3 separate regions of the Homo sapiens genome follow, and regions 1 and 3 are each linked to region 2. A link is a loop called in an ENCODE intact Hi-C map of the cell type or tissue named here. Cell type or tissue: PC-9. All regions are shown on one strand. Region 1 has its middle 40 kb from the start of STK17B. Region 2 overlaps HECW2 (HECT, C2 and WW domain containing E3 ubiquitin protein ligase 2). Region 3 overlaps HECW2 (HECT, C2 and WW domain containing E3 ubiquitin protein ligase 2).

Region 1 (4,000 bases), 160 kb before region 2:
AGTAATTAAGAGGTTTTGTTCTGGTTCTTTGCAAGCCTTTAACATGCACATTAGAAAGTGTTTTCTTTGCCATTCGTTTGTGGGATCACTAGGGCTCCAATTACACTTTTTAAAGGGGCACTCTTTCTATTGAGAATGGGGATCCTGTCTCTCTTTTACCCTTTTTTTTCCTTTAGACTTTTTCCTTTCAAGAATTTTAGACTGCCAGCCTGGCCAACATGGTGAAACCTCGTCTCTACTAAAAATACAAAAAATTAGCTGGGTGTGGTGACACACACCTGTAATCCCAGCTACTCAGAGGCTGAGGCAGGAGAATTGCTTGAACCTGGGTGGTGGAGGTTGCAGTGAGCCGAGATCACACCACTGCACTCCAGCCTGGGCGACAGAGTGAGACTTGGTCAAAAAAAAAAAAAAAAGAATTTTAGACCGGCTATAGGAGATATGCTGTTTATCTCTGAATGTTTCTGCTGCCTATAAGGCTTTTCTGTGACAGAGTTTGGCTTAAAAGTAACATAGCATCTCTATGTTAGATTAAACACTTGGGTTAAATTTTGGAAAGCCTCTATATACGTATCAGGGTCATCAGAAAATCTGCCCAAGCTGTCCAAGTGTCTCTTTATTTCCCTAAGGTCCTGTAATGAGAAGGGAACATGTACCCTAGCGGTACCCCTTCCATCTGGCATTTCTTGTAGGGGTAGGAGTGAAACTGGGCAATGCGGAGTTTCAGAGATGGTGGAGCTGGAGGAGCTGATGGCACAATTGGAGGGGTCGCTGGATAAGGGAAACTGGAAGGACTGGGGTACTTAGAAGCCACCTCCAATGGCTCCTCTAAAACCTGCTCTTCTTAGGGGAACTACTCTCCATAGACCTGCCTGATATGATTGCTAAGAGGGCTGAGGTGATTGTGCAATGCTTGCAAAGGTCTGGGTTGTCTTGCAGGGCAGAGAAAGCCTGTACATAGGGGACCTTGGACCATTTGCCCTTCTGTCTACAGAAAAGATCTAATTGTTGGATAAGATTAAAGTCAAGGTTTCCTTCAGCTGGCCAGGTCTGTTCACTCTTGGGATGGTAAGACGACCATGCACTTGGGCAAAATAAAATTAGTTTTGGGGTCAAAGGAGTTCAAAATGCACTCCAGAGGTGTGCAGGCTGAAGATGGCTTGCTACCCATCCTAGAAAAGAGACAAGAGAAGAGGCATTCCTCAGTCTCCTTGTTCTTTTTGGTATGACCCAAGGTAGAGGGGAAGACAATGGGAGCGTCCCCCTGACTGTTCCCCTCCCTGGTCCCTGGGTCCCAGCACTGTGTGTGCCACCCAGTGGTTGCAGGCATGACCCTCAAACCATGGTCCCAGAGAAGCTAAATAATGGGGATAGTCACGCATACCCATGTAGCCTTTGTCCCCTGCCTGGTGATTGCCGTTTGATCTTCCAGACTTGTGTGACCTGCGTGGCTCCTTGATGGGTGAGTCTTGAGAGAGATTATGTAACAGTTGCATTTGAGCAAGGTCCTTTAATGGAGGGAGTATACTGGACTGAGCTTCATACTCTACTATTATGGACCGGACTAGAGAATGTATTCTTAGGTGGCAGTTCTAGTTAACTTCCAGACATAAAATCCCCTTTCTATTTAGATGCCATTCTAGTTGTAGGCGGAATAAGTGTCTCAAAAGAACATAAGGGTCAATTGGTGGGTGGCCTTCCTGCTAATGGAGAGTTGGTCAAAAAAAAAAAAAAAAAGAATTTTAGACCGGCTATAGGAGATATGCTGTTTATCTCTGAATGTTTCTGCTGCCTATAAGGCTTTTCTGTGACAGAGTTTGGCTTAAAAGTAACATAGCATCTCTCTCTATGTTAGATTAAACACTTGGGTTAAATTTTGGAAAGCCTCTATATACGTATCAGGGTCATCAGAAAATCTGCCCAAGCTGTCCAAGTGTCTCTTTATTTCCCTAAGGTCCTGTAATGAGAAGGGAACATGTACCCTAGCGGTACATGTTGAGACTAAAATTTGGTTTTGGAGGACATATTTCTCCTCATTGCTGAAAGCAGAGATCTCCTGCTTGCAGAGGGGGCATAACGTCGGTCTCTAGCAGATGTAAAAAAGAGAAGAACTGGAAAACTAGAGGCTTTTGGCAAAGGGCATACAAGGTCGCCCAGGGAGGGAATTCTCATCCCACTAGGTGGCGCTGTAAGCCTTGAAATACCAGGCAGTAACTTTGCCTCCATATGCCCTCTGAACAAAGGACAGAGAGGGAAGTCTGACATGTGGCAAGTTGTTCCCAGCATACCTCCTAGCAGGAGAAAGTTCATTTGTCTCATAGAGGGGCTATCCAGTACAACTGGGCAGTATTGGCTCCCCACATGGGAAAGGAAACAGCCCAGGTGGAAAGAGAGATGTTCGCTGGGTGGGGCATGACCTCCTACCCAACCCCAGGAAGTGCTATCATTAGGAGTTAAGTAGTCTTTGAGATCTGGATCATGAAGTCCCCCTGTCTGTAGAAAGTCACGAAAACAGCAAACTTTGACCTGCATTCCTGATTGCTAAGGTGGTTGCTAAGCTTGCCTAATTGAATTATTTCCCCGGGATGTAAAAACTCCTACAGCAGTGCATACAGAGACGGCACAAGAGACATGGTGACTGTGGAAAGGAAAGGAGGAAACTAAGGTTCGCATAGGAAAGCTTGGTGATCCTATGGCCGACACCTGGTTGGGCAATTGGAGGCTGGGGTCAGTCCAGGAGTAGCCCTGGCCAGAAATCCTCAGTTGCTCCAGGACCTCTTCCAGACCCATGCAATAGCAAAGTTGTGTGTGACAGAAAACTAGTTTGGACAGAGCCAACATTCCCAGCACCATGAGGGCACTGGGGATGGACTAAGTCCTCCCCAGCAAGCCTCACATTTGAGTCTTTTAAGACCGGCAGCTAGCCCTTGTGGCTCATTAATCAGCAGACAGATACCTTGTTTTTTTGATAGTTCTTTGAGAGAATAAAAACTGAGGATGAGAAGCCTCAGAAGTGAAAGTAGAGAGTCTGCTCCCTTACCCTTCTGATTAATTCACCTTCAAATCCTGGGCGAGCCCCCAAAATGAAGCAGCCTCATTGTCTGGGGTAAACACCAAGGTTCTTGGTCTCATGGCCAAGGAAATTGAGGTTGCAGACAAACCCACACAGAAACTGGAGCAGGAGTTTAACAGGTAAAAGGAAAGAACAGCTGTCAGAGAGGGGTCCCCAGTGGGTTTCCAGTAAAAATGTCAGGGTTTTTATACATGGGCTACTGAGGAAGGGGGCATCTTATCCTCCTAGGGCCTGAAGCTTTAGTTGGGACCAGGTGTGCTATCTGCATAGAGCATGAGTTTCTATCAGCCTTTACCTGATTCCTTGACAACCTAGGCAGACTCTTAATCTGTGTTGCTGTGTGCTGCTTTGTGTCACTTATTTGGGAGGGAGAGTTTCTGTGACTGTTCCCAGACATTTTTTTCCAGCTGCAGGTATCCCCCTCCAATATCCACTTCTGGCTTCCCTAGCTTAGTGTGCCTAAAGGAAAGGAATGTGCTTATTAAGGCCCACTGTTTTTACTGGGGCCCACTATATGAGTGTGAAGTTTGGTGATTACCCGGGAGACTCACCCCCTCCTTCTGTGCCCCAGTTGTTTATCTGTGTTTTACAGCCTCATCTTCTTACCTGTCCATGTGCAGCCTGAGTTTTTTCCAAGGTTGTTTTATTTTTTGCCTGTTGCTGTGTGACTTTTCAGGCAGGCTGCTTCTGCAGTCTGAATTTTTCCAATCATTTTTCCCTTTCCTTCTCCCTCAAAAACAAGTTAGGTAAGCTTCATTCAGGCATGAATTACAGTGCTATTGCCTGTTAGTTCAATGTTAATGAACCAACAATATATATTAAATGTACAATTAAATAGAAATACACAAAACTATGCATTGATCAATTGTTTAAAATGCTATGAACAGAGCCTTGCAGGAACCTAACTCTGTATTTCCCCTAGGAGCA
Region 2 (4,000 bases):
CAGATGAACTCTTGGTGGGCTACTACTCTTTTATACCCAGGTATAATACTACCAGTATTTTTCAAAGTCCTTACTTGGACCATCTGTGCCCTTCCATCCAATGGAATATTTACAGGCACTGGGCTCTCAGGCTGTTGAACCAAATATAGTACCAGCAAAGCCATATCTTCCCCTGGTGTCCCTGCTTCCAGCTCAGTGTTCTGGAAAGGCTTCTCTGTCACGCCCATCTGACTCTAATTCAGTGTCATTTTACCTGTGGTCCAGGGACATAATCACAAGCCCAATTCTCTTTCATCTCTCCTAAACTTCATGCTTGCCACTTCTAATCTTCTCTTGGCTGGGAATTAGAGGTTTATTAAAAACACTTGCAGAAATCAAGTCAGTAGTTTCAATGAGAGTTTAAGGGCTTCTCCCATGCATTAAAATACATGCATTTTGTAACAACCATTTTGACTACTCATAGATTCTCAGGTAATATTGCTGGAAGCTGAGTTCAGGATAAGTAAGAGGCTATTGTGGTAAAGTTCCCTCTGCTAGAGGGAACTTTGGGGGGTAAATGGCATTTACTGAGTACTTTACGTGTTCCATTTGCCTTGAATGTTGATATACTTTACTCCTTACTTCTTTCAGGTATCTGCTCACCTATGGCCTTATCTGTGACATCCTCCCCAACCACCCTCTATGAAATAACATTCTCCATTCCTGTCTTTCACTAGACCTCATTTGTTGCGTTATTTTTCATCATAGCATTAATCAGCTCTTGGCCTACAAAGAATAGTATGTTTATTTATTTGTCTATTGCCTGTCTCTGAGACATGAATGCTGCATTCATGAGAATGACAGTTCTACAAAGTAGTTGGCTTACCTGTTTTGCTTAGGCGCTCAACAAATATTTGTTGAACAAACACTCCAAGGGTTGTTAAATACTTTAAATATGTCATTTTAATTTTCCCTACCCTTCAAGTCACATATTCCCAGACTTTTTATAGACAGAGAAACTGAGGTTGGTTACTCAATACTTGCAGAGCATAATGTCATGGTTAAGAGCATGGTTCCTGGAACCAGCCTGGCTGGCCTACAGCGTGGCTCAGCCACTGCCTGTCTCTGTGATGTCAGGCAAGTCACTGAACCATTCTGCACATGGAGCTGCTTATCTGTACATGGCAATAATAATAGTACTGCTTTATCAAAGTTGTGGTGAGGACCTTAAGAGCTTAAACAGTTCATGGCTCATAGTAGGTACTACATAAGAGTTAAATAAAAATTAAATCTTAGCTGAGGGTCACCTTATAACAAGCACTAATTTTCTCATTCTGATTTCTTACTCATAGAATGACTTCCTGATTGTAACCAGGCTTTCTGGTTCATCCACCTACAGAGGAAGTACGGATGTAGCTATTCTGGCCTGTGTTGCACAGTTACATATTTCTTGTCATAAATTAATCAATCAGTGAGTTTTGGTTAATGTGCTAACAAAATCACAGTTCTGAACCAGTAAGACTGAAGCCCAAGCCCAGACAGTGTCACAAAGACACACCTCATGTAGTTGCTTGCTTAGTGACCTCCTAGCCACCTTCTCCAAATAATACCACAACTTTTTATTCAAATACCTACAACACAAGCTGTATCACTAGGGATAAGGAAGCACTGCCTGAGAACCCTTTTCTCTAATCAGCAGAGCATAGAGAGAGATGACAGGTAGGAGAGTTTCCAGGGAGAAGTGAATGCTTTGCCAGCGTCACAGCCCTCCCTCCGCTCCCTCCACGACTTCAGAATGGCACAGTCACTGTTTGTGGTCACAAACAACCTGCTGTCCAGGTTTCACTTGAACAGAAGGTGGAATGTTTCACCTCACAAAGAGCCTTGGCCCTCACTTGAAGGGTAGGGCCAAGTGTCGAAGCCACAAGCAGCCCACAGGCATTTGGCACTCCCTGAGGCATCTCCCTCGTGTTACCTTGCCCTGGTGATCATGTTTCATTTCCCATCCCCGCGGCAGCTCTAGCTGTTTGTTCGCGAACATGTTGAGGAATCCCACAAGGTCGCGGTTATGCTGGTAGCGTTCAAAGTGGTGGGTGTCCCTCCGGACTTTGGTGATCATGTGCTTCAAACACGTGTTGTTTGTAAACATGCGGTAGGCACTCTAAAGAAAAGAATGGAGAACCAATGTTAACCCACTTGTGACATGCAGAAGCACCAGAAATACTACACATGGGTATGGCTAATCTTCCAATAAGTAATGAAATGCATATATAAGCTTTGACAGAACTCTAGACCCATGTATGGAAACAGCAGACAGAGCAAAATATCTTGAACAAAATGAAACATAAAGACTACAGAAGGTAAGGCAGTATCCACAGCTGGTGTCTAGTTCTCTTTTTTTAACTTTTATTTGTATTTGAAGTTCTGGGGTACATGTGCAAGAAGAGCACGTTTGTTAAATAGGTAAACGTGTGCCATGGTGGTTTGCTGTACCTATCAACCCATCACCCAGGTATTAAGCCCAGCACGCATTAGCTATTTTTCCCTAATTCTCTCCCTCCCCCAGTCCTACTCTGAAACAGGCCCCAGTGTGTGTTGTTCCCCTCTCTGTGTCCATGTGTTGTCATTTTTCAGCTCCCACTTATAAGTGAGAACATGTGGTGTTTGGTTTTCTGTTCCTGTGTTAGTTTGCTGAGGATAATGGCTTCCAGTTCCATCCACGTTCCTGCAAAGGACATTATCTCATTCCTTTTCGTGGCTGCATAGCATTCCATGGTATATATATGCTACATTTTCTTTATCCAGTCTATCATTGATGGATATTTGGGTTGATTCCATGTCTTTGCTATTGTGAATGATGCTGCAATGAACATATATGTGCAGGTATCTTTGTAATAGAATGATTTATATTCCTTTGGGTAAATACCTAGTAATGGGATTGCTGGGTCAAATGGTATTTCTGGTTCTAGATCTTTGAGGAATCTCCACACTGTTTTCCACAATGGTTGAACTAATTTACTAAAGAACAAACATGTTGTGGAGTCTCACTGCACATGGGCCATTAAATCCTGAAGCTGGTTTTAGGAAAGAAACACACAGTCAAAATTATACCACACTGGCGATGAATATGCCACCTTACAGAGAGCCCTGACATAGCCAGTTTCTCCCCCAGTATTGGACTAGGTTATTGGCTCTCTGAGTGAGTGCCAGATGACACAACTAGTATACACTTAAGGGCCAAGTTGCATGGAAAAATGCTTGCCATACATTTCTATACTAGAAGGACATGCAATGGAATGAGTTGCTCTCACTGACCATCACACTCAACTGAGATCACAATAGACTGAGGTTTTAGAATCTCACCCTTCATAGAGGCATATAAGCTTGGTGAATGGAATAGCAGGCTGAGGTGCCTGGGCTGTACATCTCATTCTTTTTTCTTTTTTTCTCTTTTTCCCTGTGTATATTTGGTTGGATGTATATGAATGAAATGCAAGTTTAAAAAAACTCCACTATACCACCACACAGAAAAGTGATTGTTTTGTCCAAAACCTTACAGTCTTCATTTCTATGATATTTAAAGAAGATTCCACAAACTGACTATGTCATGATTGTCCACATATGAGTCAGTCAATAAATATTTATTGCATAATACCATGCACAAAACAGCAGAAGAGGAATAACTGTATGGCAGCTGTTTCCTTGAATCATCAGAGGGAATATGATATTCATGAAACTGACCAGGCCGTGAATGATCATCCTGGAACTCTATTCTTCTCAGACTGATTCAAAGGGCTTTGGATTCGTTTTATCTTTAGTGTCTCAGGGACACTAGACTGAGTCTGGACCTCTTCCAGCTTTATGGGTTCTGTTATCTATTTTAGTCTAAATCGTATGGGTTCTGTTATCTATTTTAGTCTAAACTTTATGGGTTGTTATCTATTTTAGTCTAAGACAGCCCAAGGCAAACCCCAAGGACTCTAGAGTCTCTGGAAATGATTTCATTTTAATAAACATTTAT
Region 3 (4,000 bases), 59 kb before region 2:
CACCCTCTGGTTTGTAAATAAAGTGTTACTGGAACACAGCTGTGCCCATTTATGTATTGATGTTGTCCGCTTTCCTGCTACAAGGGCAGAGTTGAGTAGGTGCCATAGAGGTTTGACTGGTGAAATCCCAAATATTTACCACCTAGCCCTTTACAGGAAAATTTTGCTAACCTCTGTTACAAAAGAAAGAAAATAGGAGGAAAATACTACTTGTTAAAATATCTAGCTTATGGGCGGGGGCAGTGGCTCACGCCTGTAATCCCATCACTTTGGGAGGCTGAGGCAGACGGATCACAAGGTCAGGACCATCGAGACCATCCTGGCTAACATGGTGAAACCCCGTCTCTACTAAAAATACAAAAAATTAGCAGAATGTGGTGGTGGGCGCCTGTAGTCCCAGCTACTTGGGAGGCTGAGGCAGGAGAATGGCGTGAACCCAGGAGGCAGAGCTTGCAGTGAGCAGAGATCGCGCCACTGCACTCCAGCCTGGGTGACAGTGAGAGAGACTTTGTATCAAATAAAAAAAAAATCTAGCTTACAATATCCTAGGGTGTACGCAACCTCAAGGAGTGGGTAGAATACTAAGTGTGAGGCACAGAGTGAGCACCCGTCAGCCATGGTCATTCTCTGTGAGGCTTTCAGACACAATAGAGCATACAATGGATAAGGTCGGAGACAGCTGAAACATGAGGCAAATACTTCAGGAGTCAGTTTTCTTACAGACAACTGGTAAAAGTAAAATGGGATTTTGCCTGCTTAAAATTAAACTGTGGCATTCAGTTAGAAGTATCAGGGTTTCTTTAAGCTTTACCTCTGAGTATTTTAATAATACTGCACTTATAGAGTGCATTACAATTATCTGTCTATGTGCCTGCCTCCCCTATACATACATACTAGTCTGTAACTACACTGGGGCAGGGACCATGTTTTACTCATTTTTATATCTGTACCTAGCCTGATACACAGTGGGGGCTCAATATATATTGTTGAATCAATGAGTGGAGCTCTTTGATGCTTTCTAAAGAAAAATCAACATTGCTTACATTGTTATTTGGTATCTAGCAGATTTGCACATTTGCCTTTGAGTGGTATATTGATTCAATGACATGAACAGGTTATACCAATCCCTGAAAGGTTGCTCAATTTGAAAACATTGTCAGAAATCATCAAGTAAATTATGCTTAGAAAGTTTAACATGTAATATCTTCTCAGGTGGTAAAGTTTGCTAAAACAACAAAGACTGACCTCACTGATTAGTTCCCTTTTTATGATGATAGCTGAATCTGGCTGAAGATGAGATGAATGTTCCCTGAGGAATTAAACTGAAAATGAAAAGTCTTGTTTTCCCAAGCAAAAACAGAGCTAACAGTTAGTTCCTCTAGGAGAAAATGTGTCTTCAACTGGTCAAGTTTTTATCTGCTGACTTTTAACTCTAGAAGCACTGATGGAGTCACCTCTAAAGCCAAAATAGTCTTAAACTTTGATTTGATTATAATCCAAAGCTTAGAACTGCCTATCTGAGAGCAGGTTGTAGATTACAATTTATAAATAAGCCTAGCTAACTCAGTAAAACATGTCACAGCAGGGTACATCATGCCTTTGCTTCCTGTAATGTCTTAGCAACTTCTTTCATATAAATAGTTAATATGACTCATATCACAGGGATTGTCTGTTACATTCCTGTTTTGCCAGTTAGGTTGGTTCCACAGCTAAAGGCTTGGCACGGAAATATAAAAACTCTGGACGACGGGTGTGTAGCCGCACAACAGCTGCATCTGAGGGCATTTCCGAATAAGCACAGATGTCTCCAGGGTGGCCATGTAGTCTGGAGCCCCAAGTGCTGATAGAGCATTTTAAATATCATCACATGGCTGGGTTGGCACTCCACCCAAGTTGTCAGTGGCACCCAAAATTTGTTAAAATAACAAATTTTATTCTCCCATTCTTTATTTTCAACTAAGAATTACTGAAAACTAAGTATTCTAATGAAAGCAGACTATAAAATGAAAGAAGATGATGGCCTTGGGAAGTCACACCATTTCCTACAAGTTGGTTCAGGCACACATGGCCTACACACCTTCTGATTCACCCTCAGATATTTATAGCAGCAAGGTGTTAGTTCTTGAGCCAATTAAGAAAGCCTGGTAGGTGAGTAAGGTATTTTGATATGATAAACAAAGTCTTACCAGGTGCTACCAAACCAAAGCCTAGATACAGAAGCATCCTTCTTTAGAAAGGTTTGGGTAATTTAGGTTATCCTGTGAATGTCTCTTTTTGGAAGAAAAAAAGGGAACACCATAAAGTGTACCTTGAAGCTTCACAGATTTCTGAGAAATTAATGACCAAGCTCAGGGCCTCAAACAGCTTCTAGTGAGGATCTGACCAGTCATATGTAAGAACTGGTTGGTTACTTTATAAGCAGAGACTGAAGAAAACTCCTTCAGATCTCATCCTCCCTAGTTGCTTTCATTTGCCTGTCTCAGGGGAGTTACAGAAAGCTCAAAAGGAAGATATTACAGGAAGTTCTTAAACTCCCAAACTAAAACTGCTTGTACACATCTCCACCCCAGTCAAAGTGTGGCTCTGCAAGACATGATTGATGTCATATTGATGGCACCTCACACATAATAAACTCATTCTTTCTTAAGAAAGGTGCCTTTTACAGGGTTGGCCATGGAGAAAAAGAGGCAGGGCAATCACAGTGTAAACCTCCTCTCTTTACGCAGGCCACTATTTCTTTAATGTTTTGGGTATTAAGAAATTAGTGGCCCCACGCCTTATCAGAACACAACAGTCTAATCCAGTTTTTTTTTTTTTTTAAAGAGACAGGGTGACAGGGTTTTGCTCTGTCACCCAGGCTGGAGTACAGTGGCACAATCGTAGCTCACTGTAACCTTGAGCTCCTGGACTCAAGCGATCCTCCTGCCTCAGCCTCCCAAGTATCTAGGACTACAGACACAAGCCATCACAACCAGCTAATTATTTATTTATTTATTTTTTATAGAAATGGGGTCTCACTATGTTGCCCAATCTAGTTTGGAACTCCTCGCCTGAAGCAATACTCCCACCTTGGCCTCCCAAAGTGCTGGGATTATAGGTATGAGCCACCATGCCTAGCATCTAGGTAACTTTTTAAATCATATAACTTTAGTTGCTAGGACTTTTAATTCAAAAGAAAATAATACACTGGAGAATGTGCAGTATAATAATAGAGCTGGAAAATACGTAGAATAATTCACTGGAGAATATGTAGTATTTCATTGACCTCAACCCTAGAGAAGCAACTTCTTAGTAGACTGATGCCCAGCAGAAATAGGCAACCCCTGCGTGCAATTTCACGCCACATTCAGTCAAGATGACTCAGTTTTCAGCCACTCCACCACTGCCGATCTCCCTTCCCCACAACTTTGCAAAGGCAGATAACCAGATTAAGTTGTGTGGAAATTTTCATGACTAAAGCAAAACCTCCAGCTCTAACCAAATTAAATCACTAGTTACAAGATAGGGCTTAGAAACTACCTACTTTTTGTAAAAAGCCAAAGCATAATATAAAATGTGATCTTAGTTGGTGATGAACTAATCAACTAAAGTATTTGTATTTATAGACTCTAGGATTATTTTTGTATTTTTTTTTTGTTTTTAGACCCAGTCTCGCTCTGTCGCCCAGGCTGGAGTGCAGTGGTGTGATCTCAGCTCACTGCAAGCTCTGCCTCCCAGGTTCAAGCAATTCTCCTGCCTCAGCCACCCTAGAAGCTGGGAGTACAGGCACTCACCACCATGCCCAGCTAATTTTTTTGTATTTTTATTAGAGACGGGGTTTCACCATGAGTTAGCCAGGATGGTCTCAATCTCCTGACCTCGTGATCTGCCTGCCTCAGCCTCCCAAAGTGCTGGGATTACAGGTGTGAGCCACCACGCCTGGCCTTATTTTTGTATTTCTAAATTGAATACATACATCTCTAGTATTGTGGGGCTAATTCTACCTTGCATGGAATTTGCA

Evidence for each region. A loop is a pair of places that touch in the nucleus more often than their neighbours do. Peaks named below come from ENCODE experiments on the same cell type or tissue, not always from the same donor. Only the 100,000 strongest peaks of a DNase experiment are listed, where the experiment ranks them.
Region 1: a loop joins it to region 2, with 8 times the contacts of the local background. A loop is called at or near these places in 4 of 110 quality-filtered maps.
Region 3: a loop joins it to region 2, with 6 times the contacts of the local background. A loop is called at or near these places in 4 of 110 quality-filtered maps.

Annotation. Positions count from the first base shown.
Region 1 is chr2:196,129,348-196,133,347 of GRCh38, forward strand. No RefSeq gene overlaps it. Among named protein-coding and RNA genes, the nearest start is that of STK17B, 40 kb to the right of the region's middle. In PC-9, a CTCF peak has its summit at 2,191 (motif pointing right); a DNase peak (open chromatin) is centred at 2,204.
Region 2 is chr2:196,290,611-196,294,610 of GRCh38, forward strand. HECW2 (HECT, C2 and WW domain containing E3 ubiquitin protein ligase 2) reads right to left here. Exons shown (of 29, transcript NM_001348768.2): 14 at 1,955-2,140. Among named protein-coding and RNA genes, the nearest start is that of HECW2-AS1, 33 kb to the left of the region's middle. In PC-9, no CTCF peak of the experiment used is centred here; DNase peaks (open chromatin) are centred at 891, 1,471, 1,871 and 3,671; H3K4me3 peaks cover 1,026 bases; H3K27ac peaks cover 4,000 bases.
Region 3 is chr2:196,231,476-196,235,475 of GRCh38, forward strand. All of the region lies in intron 21 of HECW2 (HECT, C2 and WW domain containing E3 ubiquitin protein ligase 2), which reads right to left. Among named protein-coding and RNA genes, the nearest start is that of HECW2-AS1, 27 kb to the right of the region's middle. In PC-9, no CTCF peak of the experiment used is centred here; DNase peaks (open chromatin) are centred at 1,676 and 2,116; H3K4me3 peaks cover 542 bases; H3K27ac peaks cover 3,064 bases.